2 separate regions of the Mus musculus genome follow, and region 2 is linked to region 1. Evidence: chromatin loops called from intact Hi-C (ENCODE). Cell type or tissue: heart. All regions are shown on one strand. Each heading gives the region's core, and the rest is flanking DNA. Links, peaks and the distances in the headings are about the cores only.

Region 1 (15,645 bases), core at 4,684-7,183:
TTCTCTCCAGTTTGACATTTAATGATGCTTTTAAACTGCCACATTTTATCTGGCTTTTGTACACATTTGTCTTTATTATTCACTTAAGTGTTTCCTCCTATTTGTAATATTTTTTCTTTTCAGGACTTCTATTAACTAGATGGTAGAATGTGTGCATTGTTCTCCAAACCTCTTAGTGGTCTCTCTCTTTACTCTTCCCTCTTAGCGTCTAAAAGGTGGACTCAGTCAGATACTTCAATTCATATTTTACCTGAGTCTAAAACCTTTATTTATCTTATCTATTTCATTGTTACTTTAAACCCTTTTATCTGGGCTTAATATATTTCTGCTGGGTTTTAGTTTCTTATTTTTTCACGTGGTACTGATATTTTTCCTTACCTCTGTAAGTCAAGTTAGCATATCTAATTAAGATGCTATTCTAATAAACTGTACTAGATAATCAATGACACATCAACTGTGTTCTTTGTTTCAGAGTAGCTTTATTCCTTGGGGCATGGATAGATACTCCATCCTTTAAGCCCATTCTCTCTTCAGGTTGACAGGCTCTCCTTCTGGTAGTGTATGTGGTCGAGAAAGACCAAATGCAGATGAAAGGGGCCAGGCAATGAGTTCTCTGTACCAACATAGGGAGAAAGAGTAGACTTCAAAACCCTCATCCAGCCTGGGCTATCCCTTTAATACTGTTTTGTCTAGCTGTTTATTTCAATAAGAATAACTCTGGCCTCACTGAGCAAATTGAAAACTTTATTTCCTTTTGCCGCTTCTGTTTCTTGAAAGACATTGTATAAAACTAATGAGAGTTCACCTTCAAGCTCTCAATCTGTTCTCACTAGCGAAGACATCTGAGCCCGGAGACTCTTGTTAATGTGGGATTTTTAACTACAAAATAAACTTTGAAAAAAATAGCTATCATACTCTACACATTATATTATTTTAGTTTGGGGGACATCTAGGAAATGGTGGTATTCAAGGAATGGTCCTCTTCTTTAAGTCACTGAACGTATTTATAGAGTAGTCACACTAGTGAACAGGGCACAGATACATGGCCACCCTTTTTTGAGAGTAGTGAATCCTCTTGAACAGTATAACTATTTACTGTAGATTATACTAATTGGTTCTCAATCTATGAGTTGTAACCCCTTTGCGGTCATATATCAGATATCCTGCATATCAAACATTTACATTACAAATCCTAACAGGCAAAATCACAGTCAGGAAGTAGCAATGGAAATCACTTTATGGTTAGGGGTCCCTACAATATGACACACTGTACTAAAGGGTCAAAGCATCAGGAAGGTTGGGAAGCATCCCTGAAAGATGATCTTATAAATGCTACAGAAAAATCTCACATGTCACTAGTCACAGGATTTTATTTGGCCCATTTTAAATTGTGTCATTGCACATGTCTCAGAGAATCTAATTTTGTGTTCTCTGTTATTATCATAGGGGATGGATACTATCACTCATGTGACACTAAACATCTAATAAATATTGATGGGGCACCTATTTCGTGTCAGGCTCCGTTCTAAATGCTAAGGATAGTGGTAAGAAACAAGTCAGATGCATATCCCTGTGAATTTTAATAATAAAAGATTTCTTTTGCTGGCTTACATGATATAATTGAAATAGTTCAACAATGGCTGCCTCTCACTGGAGAGGTTGAGACTGTATAATTTTGTTTTTTTAAGATTTATTGATTTATATGAGCACACTGTAGCTGTTTTCAAACACCAGAAGAGAGATCAGATCTCATTACAGGTGGCTGTAAGCCACCATGTGGTTGCTGGGAATTGAACTCAAAACCTCTGGAAGAAGAGTCAGTGCTCTTAACCACTGAACCATCTCTCCAGCCCTGTATAAATTTTTACTCAAGGAGTGGAGGCACAGAAAAACACAGTCCCACCGGGTGTGGTGGCACATGCCTTTGATCCCAGCACTCGGGAGGCAGAGGCAGGTGGATTTCTGAGTTCAAGGCCAGCCTGGTCTACAAAGTGAGTTCCAGGACAACCAGGGCTACACAGAGAAACCCTGTCTCGAAAAACCAAAAATAAAAAACAAAAAACCAAAAACAAACAAACAAAAAAAAAACCCCACACATTCCCATCTCCAAAGGGAAAATTTAAGTAATGCTACATATACAAAGATAGAGAAGGGTATCTACTGGCTTCAGAAGAAGGTCCCTCTTCGTACGCAGCATGATTCAGTCACTGTTATCACATCCATCCAACACAGTGCTAATTAGTTAGGTAAATCTTCAGTTTTCCAATTGGTCTGTGCTTCTCCACATGCCGGCAATACCGTCCTCTACCGGTATGTGGCTGATCTCTGTCAGTTCCTAAAGTAAGAAAGCTTGCTGATCAGCACTTGTCAAATTCTACTCCGTTCTAGAACCCCACCTCTCAGCCCCTCTTCAGCAGCTCCCATGTTCACTGCCCTTCACACCCACTTTGATGCCCTTCTAACCTCCCATCTTGGTCTCAGAGCTTGAAGTCATATTTGTTTTCCCATAAGACCATGAGCCACTTGTAAGACGTCTTTTCTCCTTCTATGTTTTCCCATCTCTTAGCCTGGCATTTAGAAATCAAGGGACATTTTCCTATATGTCTTTTAAGTGAGTAACAAGACAACAAGCTAGTAAATTTGAAGATTATCTGAGAAAATTGAAGTGATGGATTAAGCTCCTATGGGCTAGGCTCTATCCACAGCCTCTGTCTGCACCCCAAAATCTTATCAGCTACTTTGCAAATACGAGCCATTAATTTTAACATAGTTAAAATTAATTCTGTGGAGAAAAACAATACTTTATTCTGCATTTACTGAGAAAACTGCTGTGGCTGTTCGCTGAGGGGCATGCTGACGTCACAGCTTCAGCCCTGATGCTGAGTCCATCAGAGTGGACAGTGGGCAGAGGCTCTCTAGAGCTATTAAATCTGATCATTTTAAAGGCTGGACCCAAGGACACAAAACAAAAGAGGGCTGGGAATGGACAGAGAAGCGTCTCCCACTCCCCACTGGCACAGAGCCATCTGATTGCCCTGTGTGTCATCATGAAGATAGCCACTCACCACTCAGCAGGCAGCCTTTGATGCCCAATACAAACCAATTTCTGAGCAATTCTTCTGGTGAATGCCCTGGGCCTGTGGATCTCACAGTTACATCTAGAAATACTTAACCATAAGACACTTCACTGTGGCAATCATTTGGCTTTGTTTTCCTTCTAACTTGGTAATAGCCATAGCCCGTGCTTAAAAAAAAAAAAAAAAAAAAAAAAAAAAGGCTACCCTATCCACCCAGGCTCCAGTTACTGCACCAGGAGGAAGGAGAGAGAGCCTTCTAGGTATGTGCTTGGTCTAAAATAATTATTAGAATGATCAGGGTTAAAGGTAGATACCTGATTAGATTAAATGGCATCCAGAGAGCTAAGGATCGGCCCTGGTAGTCTTCTAAAACATATGAATTCCAGATCAATTGGAACATGAATGTGTTTTTATGATTTTTAGCTGAGTCAAAGTCCAATACCACCAAAGCAGTAGGGTGAAATCGCAAAGACTAGAATACAAGGCTTAAGCTCAAGGCCAAATATCCCCTCTTCTTTCCATCCCACCCCAAACAGAAAGATGGGGTGCTCAGGATGTTCTTCTTAGAGACAAAAGATTATGAGAGGGAGAGAGAGAGAGGGAGAGAGAGAGAGAGAGAGAGAGAGAGAGAGAGAGAGAGAGAGAGAGAGAGAGAGAGAACAGGAAAGTGTATGTGTGTGTGTATGTGTGTGTGTTTAAGAAGGAGAGGAGAAAAATTAATTCTGTTATTCGCCCAGTCATGTGGATCTAAGCAGGGAGAGCTGGCCAAGAGGCCTCAGGTCACCATCTCATTTACCATTTCTAACTCTTGGCTTCCGAGAAGAGAAAAATGCAAACTGAAAACAGCTCTATGTGAATGAAGCTCTTTAGTCAGATACTGAGTCCTGAGACTGTCTCCCTGCTCGACTTGGTAGACCTGGGATGGAGCACAGGAATCTGAAGGATAAGGAAATCCGTAACTTGAGAGCCCTCAGCAAGCCTTTGCTTTCTCTCATCACATTAAAGGGACAAGTGTGTTAATGGAGGACTAGTGACTCTGAGACAAACTTGGGATGCTTTCGAGGCTGGCGCAAGATGGCAAGAAGCTTCATGTGGAATCTTCTCCAAGTTCCCAGGGAATGAAAAATCCCAGGTTGCTGCTTCTGATAGTCTGCAGAAGCAAAGTGCTTCGTGATTGCCTTTCCACTAATGCCATAGACTAAATTACAGTAAATTGAATCTATTAACAACCAGATGGCCTTGTAATTTGTCAAGGGTAAGGCAAGTGCGCCCAGCAACCATGCATCAACCTCCCACACACTTGGATAGTGCTTCCACCTTCCAGCTAACTATAGGAGCCCAGAAAGCAGGGCATATGGTCCTCCCTCTCCCAACCTTCATCTGAGACCTTTATCCCATCCATCTTTGACACTCCTTAGACACTTATCTCTTCAGTTGATCTTATTCTTATCTCCCAGCTTTAAAGATGAGTGAATGCCTCTTTTATGACAGCATCTTAGATACTTAAAATTCCTCTTCCTCAGAACAAGTCATCTCAATATATTATATGTGCTTACATTATGTCTAACTTTAGAAAAACTAAGAGTGGATCTGAACCCCCTTCAAGTATCTATAACATACATTCTAGTAGTTATCAACGAAGAAGGGGTTTATATAAAATTGTTTACTTCTCTATTCTCAAAATGGATTTGGTTTTATATACGTATTTGAGTGATGTTACTGTGGTGAGTTTTGAGAAAAGTTTTTTTGTGGGGGAATCCATGGACAACTGAGACATGCAGATTTCTGTCTCCCCAAGAAAATGGGCTGGTTTAATGATGATCTCTTCCTTTGGGAGAAACAGTGAACAAGGAAGCAATAGGCTGGATGCCAAGCACATTATATGCTGATCTAAAAGGAAGACCACAGACAGTGAGAGAGGGAAAGGCAAGTAGGCACATTGGTTGCTCCGGAGACCAGGGTCAATAATAGCCTAGATGACCAGAAATAAGGCCAGTGTTCCCAAAGCAACACAGAGAGGAGACAGTCATTCATGTCTGTTCTCTGAAATGAATGGAAACCTCAGGGACAGGTGAGACGTGAGCTTTCATGATGTCTAGGACATGCTGGAGATACAATTCAATAGCTTTAATAAAGCTACTACAAAAGTCACTTTTGATGGGAAAACACTTAATTTGAACATAATGCTTTCTGGGGTAACTTTAGTTCTTGGAGTATTATATGCTTATGTTAAATAAAAACTCAGTCACTCATTGGAAAGATGAAAACCTTAAAGAAACTAGAACACATTTGAAGGTGCTTTTTAAAGATTTATTTCACATTTTATTTGTGTTTATGTCTATGTGTATGCACCTCATGTCTGTAAGTGCCCAGAAAGACCAGAAGAGGATGTCAGATCCTCTGGAGTGGTTATGAGTAATCTGATGTGGGAAAACTTGGGTCCTCTGAAAGAGCAGCAAATGTTAAGCACTGGGTCATCTCTCCATCCCTGGCTGTATTTATTGTTCTAATAGAATATACGCTTGACTAAGCTCTGCAAACTTGAATACAAGTTATCTGAAAAAGCCAGTCAGGGAATCTTTCTGAGCAGTTTCCTTGTCTGTTAACATAAGTCTCAGCTCTCCACTGTCCTGCCTTCCTCTAACGTCTCTCACAAGAATGAAATAGAAACAACAACACATCTTGTGAAATATAAGTTTTATAGAAGCATATTACCAATTCTTGGGTGACTGTACTTGAAGTGTATTGTTCCCTCAAGCTATTTTTGACAGACCTGTGGCAGCAATCTGGAACATAGAACTAAGAGTTAATCTGTCTCTGGGTCAGGTGGCAGGTAGGGGGTAGGACATAGGAGTAAGGGCTTACATGGAGACTACAAAACTTCGGTTGCTTCTTCCTAGAACAGAATGCTTTACAGACAACCTGTGATGGGGACTCTCAGGAAAGTTCATGTGTCATCTTTTTTATGTGACATGCTATATCTAAATGGTTCACTGCCTGGCCTTTCCAAGGGGCTGAGTGTCACATATAGTATAGGAGTAAAACCACCAGGAGGCGCTGTAGTAGCTAACACCTGCGGTTTGCCTCACCCTCCTCCCTTCATGTCTACCTCACTTATACACAGAAACACGGTACTGTATCGTACTGTGTTGTCTGACCATATTCTTCATTGACCCAGAAACCCACATTTACAGAGCACTCCAGCCACCATGCCTCTCATGGCAGGCTGTGCCTTTAATTTCCCCTCTCAGCAAAGTCCCTCCAGTAGACTGCTCTCAGTTTGCCTGATAAGCACAAAACTTATCTCGGAGCAAAGCACTTCAGGATTGAAGCTTCTCTTACAGCTAATTAGGTATTGTTTTACAGATTGGGCTGTTCCTTCTGAAAGATGAGCTGCAATTTATTTCCCCTGCCCTGTCCTTGAATTAAAACTGAACTGTAAAACATGGCCATTTGATTGTTTAGTACAATCAAGAGATTGCTTTGTACAGGGACCAGACATTCATCGCTGTGGTAATGCTGAGCGTGTGTGAGCATCCCTTCATGGCTGCCATGTGGATGACAGAGGCTTTCTTCAGATGCCTTCTTACCTTTGAATAGGTCCCTACAGTGCTTCACTGGCCCATCTCTTAAACAATCACCAAGGCCAAGGGGGAAGTCCTTGTGACCCCCATTTTACTGCTGAGACTGGATGTTCAAGGCCTTTAGCTTATACTCAAGCATCTTGGTAATCAGAGAATCTACACCTTTGGTCCTCAGAGGCCATAAGTCCAACATGAGTTCAGATTTCACACCCACACAGTCTGAATTCACTTAGAACTTTTTACATCTCATGATGAAGGACCAACCACAGGACTCTTTAAAACCTCCTCTGATGCAAGGGTTCCTGTGCATAATGGGGAAGGGGTTTGCAATCCCATAGGAAGAACAATATCAACCAATCTGACCATCCTCCCCCCTCCAAGCCCTCCACCCCCATCCAGAGCTCCCAAGGACTAAACTACCAACCAAAGAGTACACATGGAGTGACCCATGGCTCTGGACACTTATGTAGCAGAGGATGGCCTTGTTGGGCAGGGGTGGAAGGAGAGGTTCTTGGTCCTGTGACGACTTGGTGCCCCAGTGTAGGGGAATACAAGGGTGGGGGAGCACCCTTATAGAAGCAGGGGGAATGGTATAGGGAATTTCTGGAGGGGAAACCGGGAAAGGGGATAACATTTGAAATGTAAATAAAGCAAATATCCAATAAAAGAAAAAAAAGAACCATTTCTAAAAATTGCTTTGGGGCTGATGAGTTAGCCAGCAGGTACAAGGTATTTGCTGCCCAAGCTTAGCAATCTGAGTTCCATCCCCAGGACCCAATGGTGGAAAGAAACAACTGGCTCCCTTGAGTTGTCCTCTGACTCCAAATGTACACTGTGGTCCTGAATGCAGGCACACAGTACACACATGCACCTAATAAGTAAATGTAAAACTTTCTATTGCTTTTCTTCTGCAGGGGGCCGGGTGTTCTCTCATCCTCAAGACTGTGCCCAGCATTTGATGAATGGAGACACTCTGAGTGGCGTTTACACCATCTTCCTCAATGGGGAGCTAAGCCACAAGCTGCAAGTGTACTGTGACATGACCACAGATGGGGGCGGCTGGATTGTAAGTATAAGCTGCAGGCGGATGTCTTCAGGCTTCTAGTATACCTGGCTGGGGACCTGGAGTTTACCATGTCGCCATCCTTCCAGATGTTCCCTTATCTAACCACTTCATTTGGATTTGTCTTGTCACTGCCTTCAAGACCCTCATTCAGTAGGCCACTCACAAACAGAGAAAGGAATAACTGTTTCATTCTGTTGCTAGGATAAACACCATGACCAAATGGGACATAGAGGAGAAAAGTGTTTGTTGGCTTATACTTCATAGTACATCACGGAGGAATGTCACAGCTAGAACTCAGAAACTAGGGCTGTGAGCGTGAAAGAAGGGTACTGGCTCACTCATTGGCTTATGCTCAGCTACTTTTCTTATATAGACCAGGCCCACCTCGCTTGGGATGATGCTATACTCACTGAACCCCACTCTCCCACTTCAGTTAAGACAATTCTTCGTAGACATGGCCACAGGCCAATCTATTGGAGGCAATTCTTCAGTTGAGGTTTCCTCTTCCAAGGTGACTCTGTGTTGGGTTAAATTAACAATTAAAAACTAACCAGGACTCATATGAAAGATGTAACGGCCTAGCTGTAAGATGAGACTGGCTCGCTTTGAGCTCCTGCAAACAGACAGGATGCAAGGTGTGCTGCGGAAAGGAAGGAGTGAGGCACATGGATCCTGCTTACCAGGGGCTGTAGCTAAAGTAAAGAGGAGAGGAGGAGGCCACTCTACAGAAGCACATTAGCTTCCCAGAGTGAGGCAGTTAGTAGCCTTGTCTTGGAGAGTCACATATAGTAGATTAGTTATGGGGTAGAATGTGGGTGGGCCTCTAGTTATGAGAGCTACTTGTGTTACATTCTGTTTTAGACCTCCCCCTAGTTCTTCCCTAGAACTGTCATAGCCTTCAGGAGGTAACAGTGGTAGGGAGAGAGACACTACTTGCTGATACCACCTCCTCTCATACATGATAGCTAGCTTACACAGAGCAGAAGAAATAAGCAGCCTGGAGATGCTAACCACTATGCCCATAAGCAACTTCCTGAAGCTGGCTCTAAACCAAGCAACAGGGGTTGAATCAGTGTGAATGAAACTCCGCCCTGCCCACCCTCCTAGCACTGCTCAGATACAGCACCAGAGCTTTCAGGTTCCAAAATGGGAAGGTTTTCTAGAGTTAAATGGTGACTGCACTCGTAATCCTCTCCGGAGACATTTTCTTTTATGTTTCTGACATATTTGTGCCTCCTTCTTAAAGCATAATTGGAAATTGAAGCCAAGGCTGATGTATTGGAGGTTAAATGAAATTAGCACTTAAACAGCTTGGAAAGTGAATGATATGCAATTGCTTTGCCTGCAATAAGATGATGACAGTGAGTAGATGATTTGAAGTTGGTCCCAGTCCTTCGGTGAGAAATGCTTCCAACTACTCTCTGCAGTGCAAAAAGATTAATTTGAGAATCAGGCCCATTTCCCCTGACTATTGGGAGCTTGATATGTATCCTGAATCTTTTCTATATTGCAGGAGTGCAAATTAGTGTCGATATCACACCCCTAGTCTATTTGTCAGATGCATCAGCCCTTCAGAAAGAAGGGTTCTGAGCATGCCCTGCAAAATCTGCCACCAAAACGTGAAACTGACTTCTTAAATGCTTCTGATCCTAGCTGATGCAGAACCCAGACATATTCATATATTAATTATTAATTCTTGCTTTTTTAGACCATATCCTCTCTCTTTTTCTCTTTCTCTTCACAGGTATTCCAGAGGCGGCAAAATGGACAAACTGATTTTTTCCGGAAATGGGCAGATTATCGTGTTGGCTTTGGGAATCTGGAGGATGAGTTTTGGCTAGGTAGCATTCACTTTGTATTTTCCCTGGACAGTTTGCCCTGGGCTTCTATCCATCTCTCTCCTTTCTGTGTCCATCTGGGATTGTCAGAAGTCTGAGTCCATTGAGAAGTTGACAGCTTGTGAATTGCTTTTGTGCCTCTTGCTCTGTTTGGCTCCACTATTGATCTGTTTTTATCTGACTGTGGTATTTTCCTCTTTGCTCTGTCTCTTCCCATCCTCATTAATAGTCTTTTATGCTGATGGATCTTGACATGAGGCAAGTACAAAGGCAGGGATCTGCCTGGTAGGGAACAGGGCACAGGAAGCAATGAGCAGGCTTGCCCCTCTAGGAAGCTAGGCAACCAGCTAGCCAGCCTGCAGGTCAAGAGAGAAATGAGAAGCTGCTGGGTTCCTGGGAGAGTGCTATTATCTGACTTGGGAGAGAAAGGGGAGGAATGAGAATGGCATTAGAGGTGATTTCCTAGAGGTCTGACACAGCAGGGAGTTTAGATGGAGGTTTCCATGGGCATAGGAAGATAAACACACCAAAGTCAGACTGGTGGAGCTGATGCTAGATCATAAAGCAGTCAGTGTATGAATGCCTCCATTTCTCTGTAAGATTTTCCTAATGGTTGATAAAGGGAGGCAGAAAGGGAAACAAATAAATGATAGTGTGAGATGCTTGCACTTGTTGCTGGCCCACCCCTACCACATTCATGTTCAAGCTTTGATACCTGCCTTACCTTGGGCAGCAAAGTAACAGCCTTCCACTTGGGACCCTGCCTCCAAGACCACCCCATTGTCTACATGGCCAATAGAAGGATCTCCCTCATACTCCAAATCTGAGTGAAGGGTAGCCCCACTTGGTGACGGCTTGGAATGACTCCGTCACTGCCCGGTAGAAGCCAAGCTCCTTAGCAGGCTTCCTCCTCTCCTCCTGCATCCTTCTCTCTACCGCCAAGCACCTTACTGTCCTGCATCCCACTGCCAGGTCATCCATTTTCAAACCTGCACAAGCACTGACATTTCCTCTGCAATAAACACTCCTTTAGCCAACTGTTCCCACCTTGGTGTTTACCTTATATCCAAAGGCCCAGTGAAGAACCTCTTCCTTCATAGAAGCCATACAGACTCTTTTTTTTTTTTCATCCATTGCCTGTGGGGATAATTGCTCATGTTCTCTGATATGGCCTGAATCATGGCATCTATTTGACTTTATCTGTCTAGTCTCTATTGTACGTTTCTTGGGGGCTAGAATCTCATCATTCATCTTTAAATATCACTACCTAGGACTTTCTATATCAATCAATGATAAGAATTTATTAAATACATGTTAGCTACTCAAACCTATGTTTGCCAATATAAGAAATAAACATGTATGTTAAGAACCATATAAACACATTGGGAGGAAATTTAAACAAGCAGCCAAATGTGCTTCAATTTAAAACATTTTCAAACATCTTGGGAGTCAGTAATACCTATGAATCAATGTAGACGTGAGTAGTCAAGACTTGCATCTACAAAAACGTAAGCTGCTGTGTATCAAATCCACAGTTTCTGTCATTTTTTTTTTGTGAGACATGTGAACCATTTGGCACTTAAATGTTCTATAAATCACTTTCTATTTAATTAAATATATGTTTTCAAGAAGCTTTATCCATTGTCAAAATGGAAAGCTAGTTGCTGTGTGCCATAGATAAAAGGATGCCTCAAACGTAAAAGTATCATTTAAAAATGAAAACGAAAAAGAAAAAGGCAATATTAATATGATTAAGTGACAGTTACATCCAGGAGCACCAAGTCTGCTGCTGCTGCTGACGCTGCCCTTGAGAATGAGGATCAGAACGTGCTCTGTGTTCAACCAGCCATGAAATCCTAGAATAAAACCAAGATGGGAGTTAAGATTAGGGTCAGGGTTATAGATTCACTTTCATCTTTTAAGGAAAACTGAAATAGAATGGGGACATCTCTATTTGTTCCAGGTTATTTAGTGCCTTGCTCCTATGTGTCCCATAACACCATACCCTTTTGCACTGGTAAATAACCCAGACTAACTGATGAACTGCTGACAGAGAAAGAAAAGAGCTGAGAGCTAAGACACTGAAAGATCTGGAGAAGGGAAAAGAAGAGGGAAGAGAGAGAGAGAGAGAGAGAGAGAGAGAGAGACAGAGAGAGAGAGAGAGAGAGAGACAGAGAGAGAGACAGAGACAGAGAGACAGAGAGACAGAGGCAGAGGCAGAGGCAGAGGCAGAGGCAGAGGAAGAGGAAGAGGAAGAGGAAGAGGAAGAGGAAGAGGAAGAGGAAGAGGAAGAGAAATCAGGAATGCTTCTGACACATGCAAACTGGGATAGGAAGGAAACTTCTCCCAGCAGATGGACAGTGCGAGTCAGAGATGGAAGAAAATGTGTTCAGTTAGGCAGCAATGATCTATGGCCTATATAACCCTGCCACCCCACAGCTTATGATCTAAATTGGGTTATCTAGGACCAAATCCTAAAATGGGGGTTCTCCTTCAAGTTATTTACTGGGGTGAATTCTTATTCAAGTGAGTTGTTGGGTTAAATTATCTGAGAAGAGAATAGAAAGATCCAGGAAAATCATAATACTGATTGCTGATGGAAGACTCCCTTTAGACTGAGTCCAAGAGATGCTCTGGAGCATGAATTGCTCCTCTGAGTTGCCTCCATTTAGGCAAGGAGGCTAGACTTCTTTGCCTCCTCTTCAGTCATTGACCAGCGTCTACTCTGAGGCACGAGAAGGAAGGAGTGACTCTCATTTGGTTGGGGAAATGAACCATCCAAGAGGTTGTAGTGAGTGACTCACAACATTTTTCGCAGGGGTTGGGTTCTCCAGCTAAGGGCATCCAGGCACTACAGCACCAGCAAACATCACAACTACATAATTCAGGGACAGGCTGTGGGTCAGCAGCTCCACAAACAACATTTGACAGCCTTCTGCTTGCAATCAAGTTAAAGTCTTAAATCTTAAGCAGGTAAAGGAACCAAAGACCCAAGCACTTGGCCACCCACTTCACTCTCTGAACTCTCTCCCACAAAATGGAGAGGGGGGTTAAAGTGAGCTCTAAATTTCTTTATACTCATACCATGTTTTAGTTCTAAATCATGGTACACTAAGACATATAGTGGATGACACAATAAAAAGAAAAAGCTCTAACTTAACTGGGCAGACAGAAATTTGGAAGGGTTAGCATCCTCGGCAACACAAGGTCAGTGGGTCAGAGTTTAGACAGGTCAAAGTCACAGAAAAATGGATACAAGAAAATGTCCAAGAGTATCTAGGCTCTGCCTGAACTCTTGACTCATAGGGTTTTGTATCTTATAAGAATTTCTTGACCCAAGGCCTGAGATGCTTAAAGGGCAAGTGAGTGGGAGTTTAGAAAGACCAGTGAAGAGATAGCAGTGATGGATAAACATGTAACATATGGATGACATAAAAGACATCTGGAGTCAGGAGGCAAAAAGCAACAGAGATGCGCCCAACTTATGATAGGGGGCTACACCCTAATAAGCTCATCTTCAGTGGACACTATCACTAAGCTAAATGGGTGTTCAATACACTAACCTACCAAACTGTGTAGGTTACCTATACAGTACTGTGCACAGTGTGGCTGTTTGTCCCTGTGTTCACATTAGAAGATTATAAATTCATAACTTCAAATATCATAAACTCAAGAAAAACTCATAAATTTATTTCTCTGACCTATCTTTGGGGGGTCCAGGAACCCTGGACAGAAAGGAAGGGCTGCACAATGTGAGGTGGACTGAACCCTCTCTGAAGGCTGCTAGGAAGCCCTACTGTGTCTGGGTATCTTGTGTGCTCTGCCTGAGCAGAGCATGTTTCAACCTGTTGCTCCCTACAATTCAAGCCAAAAGAATCCTACCTTCTTCAAGGATTCTTGAGCTTTTGCTAGCATAACTGGTAGGAGAAGACTGTGGGGAAGAGGGTCAGAAAATTTGAAGCTTTAGGGCTTGTCAGTTATTATGTCAAGATTAGATGGCCTATCCATTCAGAGGACTTGGAATCAATTTCTTGGGACCTTTTATAATCTGGGGAATTATAGTAGTGATGTCATCTGAAAATTTATAATAGTGATGTCATCTGCTCCAATGTTGTCTGAGGTGGCACTCATCAGTAGACCTGGGGTAGCCTATACAGGAGGAGATTCACAGTCTGGCAGGTTTGACACCAGCCCAAGAAAGGGGGGGAGGCACAACAATGTGGATGGCCCACTCTTTCTCCATAGCATGTGTTTCTATCCCATTCCCAAAGCTTCTGGGTCAAGACTCAGTACACAATCTGTCCTTCTCCACAGGGCTAGACAACATCCACAGGATAACAGCCCAGGGCCGCTATGAGCTGCGTGTGGATATGCGGGATGGACAGGAAGCAGTCTTTGCCTACTATGACAAGTTCGCTGTGGAGGACAGCAGAAGCCTGTACAAGATCCGCATAGGAAGTTACAATGGCACTGCAGGTACTTGTGGGCCCCGTGATGACCCCAGGAGCATTGGATGTGTATTCCTGTCCTAAGCTGCAGCAGAACCAGCAGAATTCACCGAGTTCGTGAGCTGACTACTAGCCAGGAAAGAGGCATGGCTAGCTAGGCCACTGGCTCTGATCCTGCCTGTCCATTCAAGAGACTTGGAATCAATTTCTTGGGAGTATCATATGGAGAATTATAATAGTGATGTCATCTGAAAAATGATAATAGTGATGTTATCTGCTAAATTATAATGACGATGTCATCTGCTACATTATATATAATGCTAATTATAATAGTGATGTCTATCTCACTTTACAGAGTAGTCAGAAAAGTTTCTATAAGCTCAATATGTCTGAAAAGTTTGCTCAAAAACAATGCAGGTTGAGAGCAAAAGGTTGCTTATCATACCTAGATTAACCAGAGTGGACTCCCATTTAGCAAGGGCAGAACTGTTTGTCACCTTATTTGACATCTCCTTGCAATGGCTGCTGGAAAATGACCTTTGAACTATGAAACAGTTCAGATTCCCCATTCTTTGAGCTGACTGTCCCCCCATCCAACCATCAGCAGCCATCATAGCACCACATGAAGGAGCAGAGGACATTGTTTAAATGTCCCTCACTGGCCATGTTGCTTTTTTGTTCTACCAAGTGAACCATACACCTGGTTGGGTTCTCAGTGGTGGGTTTTAGGGCATTTTTACCAAGCAGAACAACCATCTGTTTGAGCTCTATGTACACATAGTTTTGTGAGAACATACCACCAAGCTAGTCCCTAGCCTTTGGCTAATGTGCTCTATTACACTACCTTCCATGAAGCCTGGTGTGCCAGGTGTGTTACTGTTTGGTACATGGAGTTACCAGACATTTCATGTCTCCAATTTTAGAGCTAAAGGCTGGTGTTTAATGTTAGCAGTATTTCCTATGACTCTTGGAATTAAAATGAACATCAAGGTGTTACCCCTCCAATTACTGCATCTGCTCCATTATTTCCTTTCTCAGCCAGATACTGTTATTCAAAAGAGAAGACATACTTATCTTTGTTATTGTTCACAGTTGAGCCATTCGCAGTGGCAATCAGAGAAGCCTGAAGAGCCCCAACAAAAAGGTCCAATTTGCCACACTTTGAGCATAAAACAGCCATTGAAATGGACATTAAACAAGATGTCATTCTAAATCATTTCAAAACGAAATGGATACTATTCACTCCCTAGAATTAGAATTGTGTCTACAGAAAAGGCTTTCATGTTTCTCCTATGGGAAGAGAAACAAGCTCACCTACCACAGTTTCTGTCTCCCCTCAGTTCCCCCTCTTCGTCCTTCTCTGTCCAATCCCACATGTTGTCTGTCTACCTTGGGGCCAGCCCTTGAAACATCTTCCCCAGCCCAGTCTCTGTGCCACACCTCAAAGAGGGCAGAACCGTTAGATTGCACTCCTCTCCCTGTGTCAGAGGTCAGTGAGTCTAGATCTTGGCTAGCCAGTCATGGACATTAACAACAATTCATCCATCACCTTATATATTCAGTTCATCTTTTTCAGTAAGTAAAACCCTGGGTTTATTTAGGTTACCCCATCTCTAGGCAACTACACACCAT
Region 2 (15,645 bases), core at 8,366-10,865, 95 kb after region 1:
CATGACCAAGAAGCAAGTTGTGAAGGAGTGGATTTATTCAGTTTACACTTCAACATTCATGTTCATCACCAAAGGAAATCAGGACTGGAACTCAAGCAGATCAGGAAGCAAGAGCTGATGCAGAGGCCATGGAGGGATGTTACTTACAGACTTGCTTCTCCTGGCTTGCTCAGCTTGCTTTCTTATAGAACCCAAGACACCAGCCCAGGAATGGCACAATCACCCACCATGGGCCTTCCCACCCTTAATCACTAACTGAGAAAATGCCTTTCAGCTGGATCTCATGAAGGCATTGCCTCAAGGGAGGCTCCTTTCTCTGTGATAACTCCAGCTTATATCAAGTTGACACACAAAACCAACCAGTACAATTGACCCCTTGTCAACTTGACACATAAACACATCACTATTAAGCCTCAACCCTTACTTTCTTATTCATCCCCAAGATCTAAATAACTTTAAAATCCCACTGTCTTTACACATTCTTATATATTAAAATTTCAATCCTTTTTAAATATCTACTCTCTTTTGAAATTCAAAGTCTTTTTATAATTCAAAGTCTCTTAACTTTGAGCTCCACTAAAATACTTTATTCTTTCAAGAGGGAAAAATATCAGGACACAGTCACAATCAAAAGCAAAATCAAACTCTAACTGTACAATATCTGGGATCATTCACAATCTTCTGGGGTCCTTCAAAGGCTTGGGTCACTTCTCCAACTCTGCCCTCTGTAGCACTCTAAGTTCAGGCTCATCTACTTCACTACTGCAGCTGTTCTTGGTGATCATCCCATAGTAATGGCATCTATAGTACACTGGAGTCTTCCCCTGCAACTAGGCTTTACCAATATCCTCTCTTTATAGTGCCAGGCTTCAAATACTTTGCATGACCCCTTTAGTACTGGGCCATCAACTGCAACTGAGGCTGCACCTTCACCAATGGCCTTCCATGACCTCTCACAGTACTGAGCCTCAGCTGCTCTGCATGACCCCTTCATGCCTTCAAACCAGTACCACCTGGGTGACTCTTACACATTACCAAGTCCACACGCAGCACAAGGTACAAACTTGATTTTCTCTGGAACACAGCTTCTTTGTGCTCTCAGAAAATACTTCCCAGATTTCACTTCAATGATGCTGGTCTCTTCTTAATCACCGCTAATTTCTTAGTTCCAGCTAGCTGACATCAATAGTCCCAGTAATGCAAAGGTTTCACTTTAGTAGTTCTGGTATCTTGTTAATCACAGCTGATTCTTCAGCCCCAGCTAACCAAAACCACAGAATCTTCTCAATCAAAATAGCAATTGCCCTGATTAGTCTTTATTCTTCCCTCTGAAATTTCACAAGCCAGGCCTCCATCATTTGCACTGTTCTCAACATTATCTTCCAAGCATCTACAGAACATCCCCCAGAGCTCTTAACTCCGAATGGCTCTTCTTGCACAAAGTTCCAAAGTCCTTTAGATAGTCCTCCCCAAACATGGTCAGGTTGTCATAGGAATACCCCACTAGGCTGGTACCAATTAGTCTTAGTCAGAGTTTCTATTCTTGTGCAAACATCGTGAGGAAGAAGGAAGTTGGGGAGGAGATGATTTATTCAGTTTACACTTCCACATTGCTATTCATCAACAAAGAATGTAAGGACTGGAACTCAAGAAGGTCAGGAAGCAGGAACAGATGCAGAGGCCATGGAGGGATGTTACCTACTGACTTGCTTCCCTGCCTTTCTCAGCTTGCTTTCATATAGAACCCAGGAGATGGTAGCCAGCCCAGAGATGGTACCACCCACAGTGGGCCCTACCAGCCCTGATCACTAATTAAGAAAATGCCTTACAGCTGGATTTCATGGAGGCATTTCCTCAAGGGAGGCTCCTTTCTCTTGTGTTAAGTTGACACACAAAACCAGACAGTACAGTTGCCTTGGTGTGGCGTTTTGTCACAGCAATCAAAAAGTAACTAAGACATATTAATTACTTTTCTTGATGCTGTGACCAATGACCTTCCCAAAAAAAATGAAAGGAAGGAAAGATACAGTTCATATTGGTGGGATAGGTATGCCATTGGGGCCAGCTCTTGTCAGTGGCAGCAGGGACTTACTCACTTACATCTTGATGGATCAATAATCAAAGAAGAATAATGTGGGTATTCATCTGTCACAGCCCGGCCACAACATCAAGACTAGGATTCCAGCATAGGAGATTGGCACCACCCACTTGAAGGACAGGTTTTCCTCCCTCTGTTAAATCTTCTCTGGAAACAGCTCTCAGACATAATCAAAGGTGCAGTCCCTTAATGTTACAGGAGTTGATAAAATGAAAAAGCACAGGAAATAAAAGATCATACTCTGTTGCCATAGAATATTCCAGAGTCACTTGGGTCTTCACTGGAGCCTGAGATGTACACAGCTAGACCATGAGACACCTCATGGATGAAGCAGCAATGGCCTCACAGTGTGCCACAAGGACTGCAACAGTGTCTTGGAAACAAAGCTTGAGAGTGAGCATGTGAAGAGAGAGGTCTGTTCTGTTGGAGCCCAAGCCTGCTGGTTTTTAAGGGAAGTGAAGACAGTCTAGACCTGAAAAGTGACACCATGTGGCCACCAGAGAAACAAGTACCCAGATTGTACAGACCCTTCCTGTCATCTGCTATAGAGATAGATAGGCCTCCCTTTGGACTTTTGTTACTCGTTATGTTAGAGATAGGTCTGACTCCCTATTGGTCCTGATCTGGTGGAAGATGTAGGCCTTGGGAAAAATTCTGAACATCTACAAATTAATACAAACAGGAATCATAATGACCTGATGAAATACAAAGCACCATGTGTTTGGCATTTGACAAGGGATGGTATGGGGTCTAGAGTGGAACTTTCATGTGTACACCTTACACATACATGCAAAGAACAGTATGCCTTCCAATCACAAAAATATCCTGCTTTTACTGGTAGGATAACTGTTTTACTGTTTTTATTTATCTATCCATATTGTATGGATTTTTAAATACTCTATAGTTTTTACAGGGAGTTCCCTTTTCAAAAGGGAAGAGGTAATATATATATATATATATATATATATATATATATATATATATATCATACTCATCACTATAACAAGTGACCCTGTTGGTAGTCTTAGAAACCTACATCCCATGATAAAATCTTCATAAATACTCCTGTGACTCCTGTGATAGCAGTAAGAGACAGGAATCTTGGGCTAGGCAGCAGATAAAGTCTGAACTACCTTCACCGTGAATCCTTAACTTCATGTCTCCTCAGCTGTGCAGGATCTCCCCTGTCCTCCCCAACCTCAAGACTACACAGAGTTCCCTTTGCAAGTAGCTGGCACTGATGGCGCTCACCCTTTCCTTGCTCTTAGCTGAGGTTCCCACATGGGTTCTCTAGCCTCACACGTGTTCTTTGCAGTTTCAATTCTATACCAGGCAGAATCACACAGCAAGGGACAGTCCCTCTCTCCTGCAGTTGGCATAACACAGCCTACACTCTAGGGATCACTTCTTTGTCACAGACCTTTAAGTACCATCCTCACATGGCAGGGCTGAATCTTCCAGCTCATAGAAATGAAAGCTTTGACTCCCAGCTTTCAACAAATGAGTAGGTGAGCCAAAGATAGATGAGCATCTGACACAGCAGAGAAGTTACGATTGCCATCGAGGAGTGGGAGTAAAGGCATAATCCACTTCTCCTTTCCCAGCCAAAATGACTTCTGCTACCTGGAATCAGGTTCTGCCTCTCCTAAGTGAATCCTCTCACATTCATTTCCAACTCCTCTGCAACGGTTCAGTCCTCATCCAGCAATAACCAAGACTCTTTCACAAGTCTCTGACTACCTTCCAGTCTATTCTTCATGCATTGCCAGAGGATTCTTCAAACTCCAAGCTTCCCCTCCCTTCTTTAAAAGCAGTCAGACATCCACCATTATCTTCTGTGTGAAGTCCTAATGCCATAGCCTGGCACTGGATGCCTCTCCCAAGGTAATCATAATCTATCTTGCTCAATTGATCTGTCTCCTTTTTTTCTTTATTTCCTCCAAGCCCCCCAGAAAGCACCTACAGGCATCTGCTATCCCAAACACACACACACTCTCTCTCTCTCTTTCTCTCTCTCTCTCTCTCTCTCTCTCTCTCTCTCACACACACACACACACACACACACACAAAGAGAAAAGGGAGGGATGGGTCAAGGGGAAGGAGAGAGAACATTAGGAAGGAAGGCTAGACTTATCAACTTATCTCAAATATAATGAAGCTTAGAATATCTTTTTCTTAATCTCTGCTTTGTCAAAATTCTATTCACTCAAATATATTTAAACCGAACCTCAAGGAGCAGCCTTCTGCAAACACTGGAAGCGCCGTGCTTACATCTTCTTGAGTTCACTCATCACACTATGGTTGAGCTAGCAGAAAACAAGTGCAGTACTTTATTTTCTGCGCATACTCCGCCACACAGGTTGTTGCACATGGTGGTGGATACATGTTTGCTACTAATCAAAAACAATATCAGATACCGGATTTGTCTTGGTTTCAGCACACACACACCACACTCACACACATAAAAACTCACACACACTCACACACACTCACCACACACACACACTCACTACACACATGCATTCAACACACACACAGAGACTCTCTCTGTGTCTCTCTCTGTCTCTCTCTGTCTCTCCCTCCCTCCCTCCCTCCCTCCCTTCCTCCCTCCACACATACATACATATTCTTATACAACATTCCCCCACATCTACAGGGAATAGGTTCCTAGCCCCACCCCCAGTGATGCCTGAAACTGCTACAGTACTGAAGCCTACATATACTGTTTCTCATATTCATAAATATCCACAATAAAGTTACATTAACAAATCAGTCACAGTAAGAGGGTAACAACAATAACTTAATGAAGCAGAGAACTATGTGGAAATATAAGTTATTTATAACTGATGAGTTGCTTATCTCAGGAATTTTTCATTGAACATTTTCATGTATCAGTTGGCTGTTGACAACTGGAGCTCTGGAAGGTAAATCTGTGGCCTGGGGGAGCTTCCACACACCTTATGTAGCTCTTGGATGCCCACGAGTATGAGTGACTGTTACAGATCTAGTCCTCAGTGTAGCATTGCTGAGGTGAAGAGTCTCTAAGAAATATGTCTGATGAGTTAGGTCTTAGGGTCACTAAGCGCATGCCCTCAAAAGGAATTATGAGACCTTAGAGGTTTGAAGGAGAAGGGCTCCAAAGTCTCGAATGTTTGAATGCTTGTTCTGCAGTTGGTAGAATGGTTTGGGAAGAATTAGGTGATATGATCTTATTGGAGGGGACACTTGGAGTGGGCTTTGAAGTTTCAACAGCCCAAGGCATTCCAAGTTGTTGCTTGCTCTCCCTCTCCCTACTCTCCTCCCCGCTCTCTGCTTTGGCCTTGAGGATGAGACATAGATCTCAGCTACCACACCACCAACATGCCTGCCTGCCTGCTGCCATGCTCCTTGCCATGATGGTCACGGACTGTGACCCCTGGAACTGTGAGCCCTCAAATTAAATTATATCTCTCATAATTTACCTTGGTTGTTGTGGTTCATCCCAGCCATGAAAAATTAACTGAGAGAGATGTGAGTCTTTCTCTGACTTCCTGTTCACAGCATGATGTAAGTTCTCACTTGCAGACATCCATCCCTCCCCACCCCCACCCCCCCCCCCCAGCCCTACTCCAGTCCACCATGGGGAGATTTGGCTAAAAGGGAGCCCTTGCCTTTTGGAATTTCAACCCACAAATTCTGAGCCAACTAAGTCTCCTTTTTTAAAAAGTAAAATAAAGTAAAAATTAGCCTGTCTCAAGCTTTTTGTTTCAGAAACAAAAGACTGCCCCCTGAAACCTCTCCTGGCTGCTAACAGTCTCCCAGTCCTGGCTGCTGACAGTCACCCAGGTTTTGCTTCTTCTCTTTGCTTTTTTTCTCTTGCATTTTTATATTCTAAGTTTTATTTGGAGAAATTTTCAGCCATGCCATCTCGAAGTAGGCTGGCAGGCTTACCCAATTCTGTGCTCATAAAATAGGGCCATTTATCTCACACTATAAGCTGTGTCTCTGACTTTGTACCACAAAATAACAAAGGTGATTTTCTTCTCCATATTTACTGCCCTGTTTCCTATTCAGGACCATTGGTAGGGAAAAGCCCCTGGCCACATATGCATCTTGACTTCCCAGTTTCAGAAGCATATCCAACTAATGGCCCACAGTGGACCTTTAAGTCCCAAAACCTGGATGACAGAGCTGAAGTGGCCTTGAAGTCGGCAAGTCTAATCCCTCTTGGTGCTGAAAAGCATCGCTGTGCTTGTTTCTAGTTTGTGAGAGGTTATGAGGAGCAAATAACAACATGTTTAGACAATCCTATAAAGTCGATCCCAGCATACAAAGGAGAAGTGAGACCACTGTAGCTGATATAAAGCATGTGGTGGGAGGGGCCCAGAAGCCCAGCTGACCAAAATCCACCAAGTAGAGCAATTCGAGTCCACAGGGGTTGTCTGATATGTGCTCCCCAACACCAGAATCAGCACCACTTGCTCTTCCCAGTGCCATTCACCACCACCCCAATGAGGCACTTAGGTATCTGTGACAAAATATGGAGAATGGCTCCTTCCCTACATGGTATTATGAGGTGTTCCTAGACTGTCACATACCTTATGTCCTGTAGTGTTTACATGCATTTTCTGATGTTTCTCCTCTCCTGGGGCACCAGGCCAGGATAAGGGCAAACCTATATTACAGACACTGGGCTAGTACTCTTTCACTCCAAAGTCTTGGCCTGGTTCCTAGACCAAGATGATAGTATTTGCTTCCCGCTCCCTTAGGAGGTGTCTTCTAGGGCTCCTAGTCCCTGTTTAGCTCATGGGACCAACTTGCAGAAGGTGCCCAGAAGTGTCCAAATTGTAGCACACCTTAGCTTGCAAACAATGATTGGCATGATCAGGTCTCAAGTCTTCATGAGAAAGCTATACAGAATTTTGGAACAAAGAGGGCCTCACAGTCTCAGGCCTGTTTCCTTATCAACCCATTTCCAAATAGACCTTGGAGCACCTTCCTTCCTACCCCATCTCACTCTGTGATTCCAAGAAGTGGATGTGCAGTGAGGAGGGTTTTTGAAATGTGGAAGAAGGGACGATCAAGAGGTAGCATTATTTTTCCTCCGTGGCTCAAGCAAACAATGTGCCTTATGTTTTGCTAGTTCCAAGACAATGGTGGGAACTTTATGTTTTTAGTGTGTGTGTGTGTGTGTGTGTGTGTGTGTGTGTGTGAGAGAGAGAGAGAGAGAGAGAGAGACAGACAGACAGACAGACAGACAGACAGAGACACACAAACAGAAAAAGACTGCCTCTGTGTGTGTGTGTGTGTGTGTGTGTGTGTGTGTGTGTGCATGCGTACACATGCATGCACTCACCTCCTTTGGGAAAATGGACACTATTCCATCACAGAGCAATCCCATGCACAAGTAGTTAGAATTTCTATGGTTATGACCAGAAGACTGGAGAGCGAGGGAGAAGGCTGGTACATTTGCAACTGGTTCTCCAGAAACTGCTCCTAGATAGCAGCATCAATCTGCATATAACTCATGGCTGCCATCTGTGAGACATCCTCTTCATGAAAGGCCCAACTGTCTACTAGCTTGAACCAACTGGTTTCCTTCTCCCTAGGGAGTACAAGAAAAGAGGAAGACTGAGAAATGGGCTCACAGAGTACAAAAAAGGGTCAAGTGCTGTGGCCCAGATATCAGGAACCCCCCTTCAAGCATTGTTAGTATTGAGGTCACAGTGGAGGGGCTATCAGGTTGGCACTGATAATCCCTCATCAGACCCACGGAGTCCTCTGACACCTTAGCTTTATCCGGATAGTAGGCTGTAAGTGCCAAGTGCCATGGTTGCAAACTCTTAAAAAGCAGTACAATTCAATACACCTTTATACACATTTTTTTATAATCTGACCATGGGTTCCCTCTCTCCAGTCACCACTGCACACCTTTCCGTAGGGCTCTGGAGTTGCTTCTGCCAGGGCTTCCTCCTGCTTGTACCTGCTTTCTGCACTGCTTTCCCTCCACAGGTCCACTTGATTCTAACCTTTCTGAAACAACTTGCTACATTACAGGGGGATGAGAGCCCCAGTTCTCTGGATCTTAGGGCTCTGTCTTCCTCAGTGCCCTATCCTCTCCTAAAATCTTGGTGAGTCTCCCAAGACATTATCAAGGAGAGAAGCTCTTTGGGGGAGTGAGTAAAAGGTAGCTCTCCTCCCTCCTGTTGCATCAGTTTCCCCTCAAAGGTCTTACCATCTTTCTTTCCACCCCCAGGATGCTTAGCATAGTATCTGAGATGGGCCTCCAGTGATGAGCCCAGGCTGGAAGGTGAGCACCCATAATCCTAACGATATGCTATATATAACAATACAACATCTTAAAAATTTTAAATTAGTTGCCACATTGAGAAATGTTCTTTAAAATACATATTTTTGTGGTTTTATTTTGAATTGATTCCTATTTTGTTGTTATTGTCATTGTTGTTTTTTCTGTGTGGTTATTGTTGTTGTTATTGTTGCTGTCATTATTGTTTTGCTTTTTTCTGTAGACAGAGTCTCTCTATCTAGCCCTGGATATCCTAGAATTTACTATGTAGACCAGGCTGACCCCAAACTTACAGAGATCCACCTGCTTCTATCTTCTGGGTGCTAGAATTAAAGAGATGCACCATCATACATGACTTAGATTCTTAAAACCCATAAAATATAGAAAACCAGGTCCTTTAGATGGAGTCTGAGCTATCCACTCATTCTGCAGTGTCTACTAGTAAACAGTTATGTGCCAACAATAGTATTGAAGGCTCTAGAGCTATATGATGTTCACCAGACAGACATGGTTCCAACTTTTGTTATATCAGAGCAATTGAAGCACAGTCGTGTTGGAGGCATGGACTCCTGTAACTACATCAAAATTGATGATAAAATAATAAAACAAGATCCATTCTGATAATGATGAGATATGAGAAGAACATAGGTCAGATAATCCAGTCCTGGAGTGATGGATCAGGCTGGGCCTCAGAAGAGAGATGACCAACTAAAGATAGTGCCCACCCATGAAGAAGCATGACCAACAGACCCTGATGATGGAATAAAGTACTAAACTCCTCTCTTTTTCTTTTTTAATTTTCCTGTGGTCAGACCAGGTTCTCAGTGAAATATATCACATGTATATGGCCCTGAAATAGCTGTTTGGGGGAATCCAGACCATGGTTTCTCCATGGAAATTCTAGAGAAATTATTAGAACAAGGCCAGAGATGGCTGACCAGCAAAACAATCAAACCTGACAGGGGAAGGCCTGAAGATGTGGAACGCAAAGATATTTACTCATCGGGACTTTCAGAGATACCCTGGGAAGAGGCGGAATTCCTGAGCCATTAAGACAGGGAGACCAGATGGTGGCCACATGTGTCTAGAAGCCAAGAAGGAGCAGGAGAACTAAATGCATGGGTGGAACTCAGGCCATATTTAGAAAACTACAAACAGGATCCCAAACAAAAGACAGGCTCCTCTGAAGAACTTCCCCTTGCTCAGTTCTGACAAAGCTAGGAAAATCGTGCTCCTGAAACATCTGCCACCAAAGTCACATGTCCCCTCTCCTTCTTGGCTGCTTTGGTCTTCCAGCAGCAGCACAGGAAGGAAGGTCTTCATGCAGTAGGGTCACTTGGAGCACCTGACAGGGCTTCCTGATACAAGGCTAAGGATGATGCTCAAGGCAGGGTGGAATATTTCAGCTCAAGCAAAGCCTGACAAAGGCCTGTTGTAGAAATGTAGAGCTGTGTGCGATGACTTTGGTCAAGTCCCTTATTCAGTGCTATTGTCAGTTATGCTCCGGTGTGTGCTTGAAATGTTTCTCGTGCTCTTGGACCTTAGATTCTATCAGGTAATAACAAAGATAGTATCAAAAATAGAGTGAAAGATGGAAGAGTGGGCATACTGGAAGAGAGCCAGTTGCACCGTCAATAGAGAGAACAGAATGAAGTAATGTTTGAGTAAATGAAAGTCATGAGGAAGACCATTTTTTGCCAAAATCCCTGAAGGGAGCACATGATGGTGTGTTCTGATGACAGCAAAGAGGCCAGCGTGTCTGCGGCACAGAGGAGCACAGGACAAAGTAGCTGATGAACTGAAGAGGTCATGGAACCAAGTCATGTGAACATCAAAAGCCACCGCAGTGTGTGTAATCCACCAACATTCAGAACAGAACTGTGGTGAGCACCATCCCTTCAGGGTCTGCATACTTTCATCTCTGTGTTCACAGTACTTAGCATATTACCTACACCCTATAAATGCTTGGTAGATGAATCACTAGGGGTGAAAGGCTCTCATTAGGATGCCCCAACACACAGTCATCACCTTCAGATTCTGTTTCCCCTCTCCTAAACTCCCACAGAACCACGCAGCCCTAGAGACACCACCAATGAAATATAAGACTTGGCATGGTCATCAGGTAAAGCTCCATCTTCTCCCACCCTGCAGGGAGACACCACATACCTCCAGAGTCCACTGCATATCAAATTCTTAGAGAAAGAGTTTGGGAATGTTGGTCTATATGGTCAAATTAAGCTGGAAATGAGTGTATTTATCTATAGGCTCTACCTCCAGGACTCCTCCCGTTGTGGCTCTGCATTAGTCTTCTCTGTCTAGCCTCCCATAGAGTCCCTTTAACAAGCACCAAAGAGTTCCTCAGGAAGGAATATCTGCGCAGTGTCAAAACACACATAAGGTATACTTAGCAGGCAGGGGTGCTCCGCTGTGCAGTCTATTCTCAATTGAAACAGTGTAACTCTACACACTAAATCCCAGGGCCAAACCTAGCTAGCCACCAGGTGAAAGGAAGGAACTAACATAGTGCCATTTCCCTGCCCCACCCCTGCCTCACTCCTGTCCCTCCTCTGCCCAATCACATTGCTGGGCAAGAACATGTTTCACGTTCTCTGAAAATCAGAGCCTCACAGTTTTAATTAATTAGCTTTCGAGACAAGAGTCTCACAACATAGCCCACGCTGGTTTCAAACTCACTGATGTTCCTGTCTGAATCTCAAATGACTTTTAAATTTATCTTTACATGAGACATACAAACAAATATTATATGTGTCAGGGAGTTTCCGTGGGTTATCTGGTTGCACGCATGCCTCCTGTTTGCATGATGTTCAAAGCAGCTTATGAATAGATACCTATCTCCAACACTCTCCTCAAGCTTTTTGAAATGTAGAGTGCATTGCTGCCATCTATACCCACCTGGTCCTCAACAGCACACAAGGACTCTCCATTCCCATCTGACTATAACTTAGTACCCCTTCTTTAGTCCTTTCTCCCATCTCTCGCTGAACACCCCACTCCCCACCCGAACATCCTGTGATAGGCTCTTGTCTGCCAGATAAAAGCAGTATTGTTATTCCTAGGTACTACATGTGACCAAGTAGGAGACTCAGTGAAGTTTCATAAACACTTTTCAACTGACCAAAATTTTTATTTTACTCCATGTTACTCTTAGTGCTGCGTTAACTCCTTCCTTCCCCACCTTTATTTCAAGCAAGCTCCCAGGTCTCCCTCTCCTTGGGCAGTCACTGTCTCAGAAGACTAAGAGAAGGTCAGCACGATCCATCTCTGAAGGTCACAGTGCCTTTGTGCCCAGAGTCAAAGGAGAACAAACAATGGGGACAGAGTAAAAAAAAAAAAAACCCGCTCTAGAAAGTCAAATGCTTCAGAACGGAGTTGCTCAGGGATCAGCAGAGATCATTATATTCCTTGAAATATATTTCTGTTTAGCACAAACCTCCATTTTTATGACCTCAGGAAAAAAAATTCAAATACCTGCCCTGAGATTTCTGAAAATTGCTAGGGAACCGGTATTCTTTTCTCACCTCTGGCTCCAATTTCCTGCCCTTGCCGAATTCTTATTCTCTGCTCTCCATAATTTCGCACCTTCTTCGCCTAGCCCTATCTTCTTCCCCTAAAAGCAATCATTTCTACAGGCATGGCACGTTAGCAGAATTTTTATTGATGGTTTTTAGGTCATGAAGGATGGGTTACAATCTCCCACCAACAGCAGACAACCTAACATCTGATACTAGCCGTCCCATTTCTAAACATTCTCTGGGGATTTCTCACTGGCCAGGCCTTCATGTACAACAGCAAGGCTTCTCTCTCCCACTCTCCCTCAGGGATTCTCTGCACTCTTCTCTCACAGCATTTGCCCTTCTCTCCTGCTTTGCATAGCTGGGTGTTCAGTGGGACCACGATCCTTTGGCTTGAGCTTTCAAAGGCAGACGCGTTAATTCTAACTCATCAGAACACAGAGGAAGAAACTTTGGTTTCTCTTTCTAAGGTCACTTACTCATTTGTCTCATGGTCTGTCTTGCAGTCCTTTGGGCTGTAAACCTTCATTTATATCCTTAGTTAACACACAAACTGCCATATCTGGACCTTTGCTGTAAAGCAGTGGTGGTATCACTATCATTTTGTAGGTAATTCAGACTGTGACCACATTATAAGGCCTCTGCCACCAAGTTGTCTAACTCAGGTAGTTTTAGCCTGGGTGGAAGGAATAAAGAAACTACACACCACTGCAAGCTATCTGCCAATTTCTCCAAACTATCTGCATCTTTGTGTGTTTTTCTAAAAAAGCTCATACATAACTTTTATAGACATCTCTAACTTCCTCCCAACCCCTCCATGCCCACCTCTGAAAATGTTTTAATCACTGTTTGGTAGCTAATGATCAGGATCATGCTGAGTTCTGGATCAACATCACTGCCCAAGGTGGCAAGCTAGCCTTAAGCCGCATCAAGTAATCAGCAGCTTGGGAAATTGAAGAAATCATTGTGAAAAGACCTAAATGTTCAAAAATACATGCTATGAGAGTTGTGAAAAGTCAACTGGAGTTTTAAGAGCACAGAAAATAAAACTATAAAATCTTTTCTTTTCAGAGAGAGGGGAGGTTTTCAAATGTGATTCAATAAGTTGATGCCTAGGAGATCATTTGCAGTAACAGACAACAGACTTTTATGCCTCCCATTCTCAAGAGCCTGGCTTCATACTTTTAAAATATTAGCCACACAACAAAGATGAGTCAGATACCTAGATGTACTGAATCCACTGGAAAAGGATTTAGTTCACATAAAACAATTGCGACAAATGAACTCGGAGTTAAGTATGGATGGAAGCCTGGAGCCAATTAAAACTAAATGGGAAAGAGATTTAAGTCTGAAAATTGAAGATAAGGGTCGGCAATTATCCTGCCATCTAACCAAACACAAAACTGCACCGCTCTGGATGACTTGATGTATTTTTAATTATCATATCAAGCATTTGACTCTAGTTAGAAAAATGAAATTGACCGTGAGAAAAAAAAAGTCTACTTTCACCAAGAAAAATACCCTTCTGCCCACATATTGTCTCTACACAAAGACCCAGATGTGCACAGCTGTTCAAAGCCACTCAAAGCATATCATAAATTGTACAGAAAGACTTCTCAGTATCTCCTGGGCTGTGTTTACCTCCTATTAATTCTCAATTGATTGTGGAAATATTTAGTTTTGCCTCACTTACATTGTTAATGGTTTTATAGCAGATTACAGGAAAAGAAATGAGAAAGATCTTTAAAAATATGCTGAATAACTAACACCATAGAAAACAACCCAGCGGTGAGGTTCCATACAAGAGGGACCCTGCCCTGGACCTATCCATTAGAAGGTCTTATATGTTTCTTTTTTGAAGATGGTGTGAACACCTCTGCCACCCAGGACTGTGCTCTGGACTGACAACCCACTCCTGTGTCTAATTCCCCTCCACACTCTCTGGAGAAACACTTTACATCTTTTGCCCATATCTTTGAAACAGAAGGCAGCTAAATTCGAATGTCATGAAGGTTTGAAGGTTCTGACCCGCTGACATTAAGCCATGGGGAAAAGATGCCCAGTGGAAGTGCTTGGCTGTCCAGAGACAAATCAATCCATCCAACCCTTCCTTACTGTGTAAATGCGATAGTTTTTGCATGCTAGATTACTGTTTCCCAGGAAGTGCCAGGTGTCTATATTCTTCTCTTTCTATTCTAACACAGGGTTCCAGAAATAGTCACAGTTATCCTAACATTTGCAAAAGATCCAGGTAACAGTTGAAAAATATTTTGTAACATTAAACAGTTCTTATTACCCTTGCGTTTGTATCTGAGTAAACTGAGATAGTCATTTTCAATACTGAGTGCTGCAACTAAAGATCATTTTATTTTTATCAAAATGCTTAAATATGTTAATTAAGTTTCCAAAAAATTTAGTTGACATTTAACTAGAGAATTTTATGTTAAATGCTTGCAGGTAAAGGCTAGGCTTTAGCTTAATGGTAGCGTGCTTTACATTCGATTCTTCTCCTTCCAGGGTGATGGAGATATACTTATCTACCCAATGAGTGCAACTTAAAGACCTTGAGAATTATACATAAATGAATATTAAACACTGAAGAGTAAAGAGAAGAAAGCAGAGTTGTTGGAGTTATGAAGTAGTAACAAAAATAATTCTATGGTCGGGGCTCAGCACAACAGGAGACATGAAGAACTGAATTAAAGGGTCATAGCATCAGGAAGGGTGAGAACCGCTGCCCTGGGGTTTCATTTTGCTTCATTCATGGGTCTCACACTTGGAGCTGAAGACACCAGCAACGAGGCGTATAACAGTCTCAGACCAAAGCACCCTCAACCAACATTTCTCTCTCTCTAGCCAAACCCCAACAGTGGACCCTCTTAGCAATTCGGAAACCTTACATGATCATCACTCTGTTCCCACCAAACCAAGCTGACCTCACTTCCATTCATGGGCAGCAAAAGCCAAGTGTGAGCCAGGCTCCCCGTACTTGAGCAAATGTAACAAGGTACCCAGCACATCCATGGAGGAGTATCAGAGAAGGTTAAACAGGGAGCCTGGAACTTTTAACCTAGCTGGCCAGTAATAAATTTCCTATGCCTTCTGGTCATGATGTTTATAGGTACTAGTCTGAGACCCTAGACTTCTACCTCCATGCAGCAAAAACTAAAGGCCTCCTCCATAGGCTCTGAGATAGCAACAATAGAGGCCAGCAGAGGTCTGGACCTTGACCATCCCCGAGCTATAACAAGGCCTCTCTTCCTGCAAAATCAATGGAAACCATATGAGGAAGCTAAACTCCACGTCAACCTGTCAGTGAAGAGGAGCAGCTCTCTTAGATATCTTAGAGAAGTACCTGGGTCTCACCTCCTCCTGGCAGGAATGAAATGTCTCTTCATCATTGCTACCATACCAAGAGAAGCAAACAAAGTGTTCAAATGGCAGAAACAAAAACAAACAAGCCATGAAAATGTTCAGGTTTTGATAGAAAAATCAGTCATCCTACAACCAAGGAGATCTCCTACTGAACGAGAAAATGGCAATCAATAGAAGCTCACGCTGAGATGAAAGAGATATCACAATGGCCTGACAAGGATTTTAAAGCGGCAATGATCATAGTGCCCAGGGGCAACTACAAGCACACGTGGAACAAACAAAAATACTGAAAGTACCTGTAAAGGAATAAAAGATTGAAAAAGAATAATCAAAAAATCATAGGTCTCAAAAGA

Evidence for each region. A loop is a pair of places that touch in the nucleus more often than their neighbours do. Peaks named below come from ENCODE experiments on the same cell type or tissue, not always from the same donor. Only the 100,000 strongest peaks of a DNase experiment are listed, where the experiment ranks them.
Region 2: a loop joins it to region 1, with 2.8 times the contacts of the local background. A loop is called at or near these places in 4 of 42 quality-filtered maps.

Annotation. Positions count from the first base shown.
Region 1 is chr1:159,905,065-159,920,709 of GRCm38, forward strand. It overlaps Tnr (tenascin R), which reads left to right. Exons shown (of 23, transcript NM_022312.3): 19 at 7,576-7,727; 20 at 9,472-9,568; 21 at 13,880-14,041. Among named protein-coding and RNA genes, the nearest start is that of Gm31667, 110 kb to the right of the region's middle. In heart, for the core only: a CTCF peak has its summit at 6,122 (motif pointing right); no DNase peak of the experiment used is centred there.
Region 2 is chr1:159,995,975-160,011,619 of GRCm38, forward strand. All of the region lies in intron 1 of Gm31493, which reads right to left. Among named protein-coding and RNA genes, the nearest start is that of Gm31667, 21 kb to the right of the region's middle. In heart, for the core only: no CTCF peak of the experiment used is centred there; a DNase peak (open chromatin) is centred at 9,537.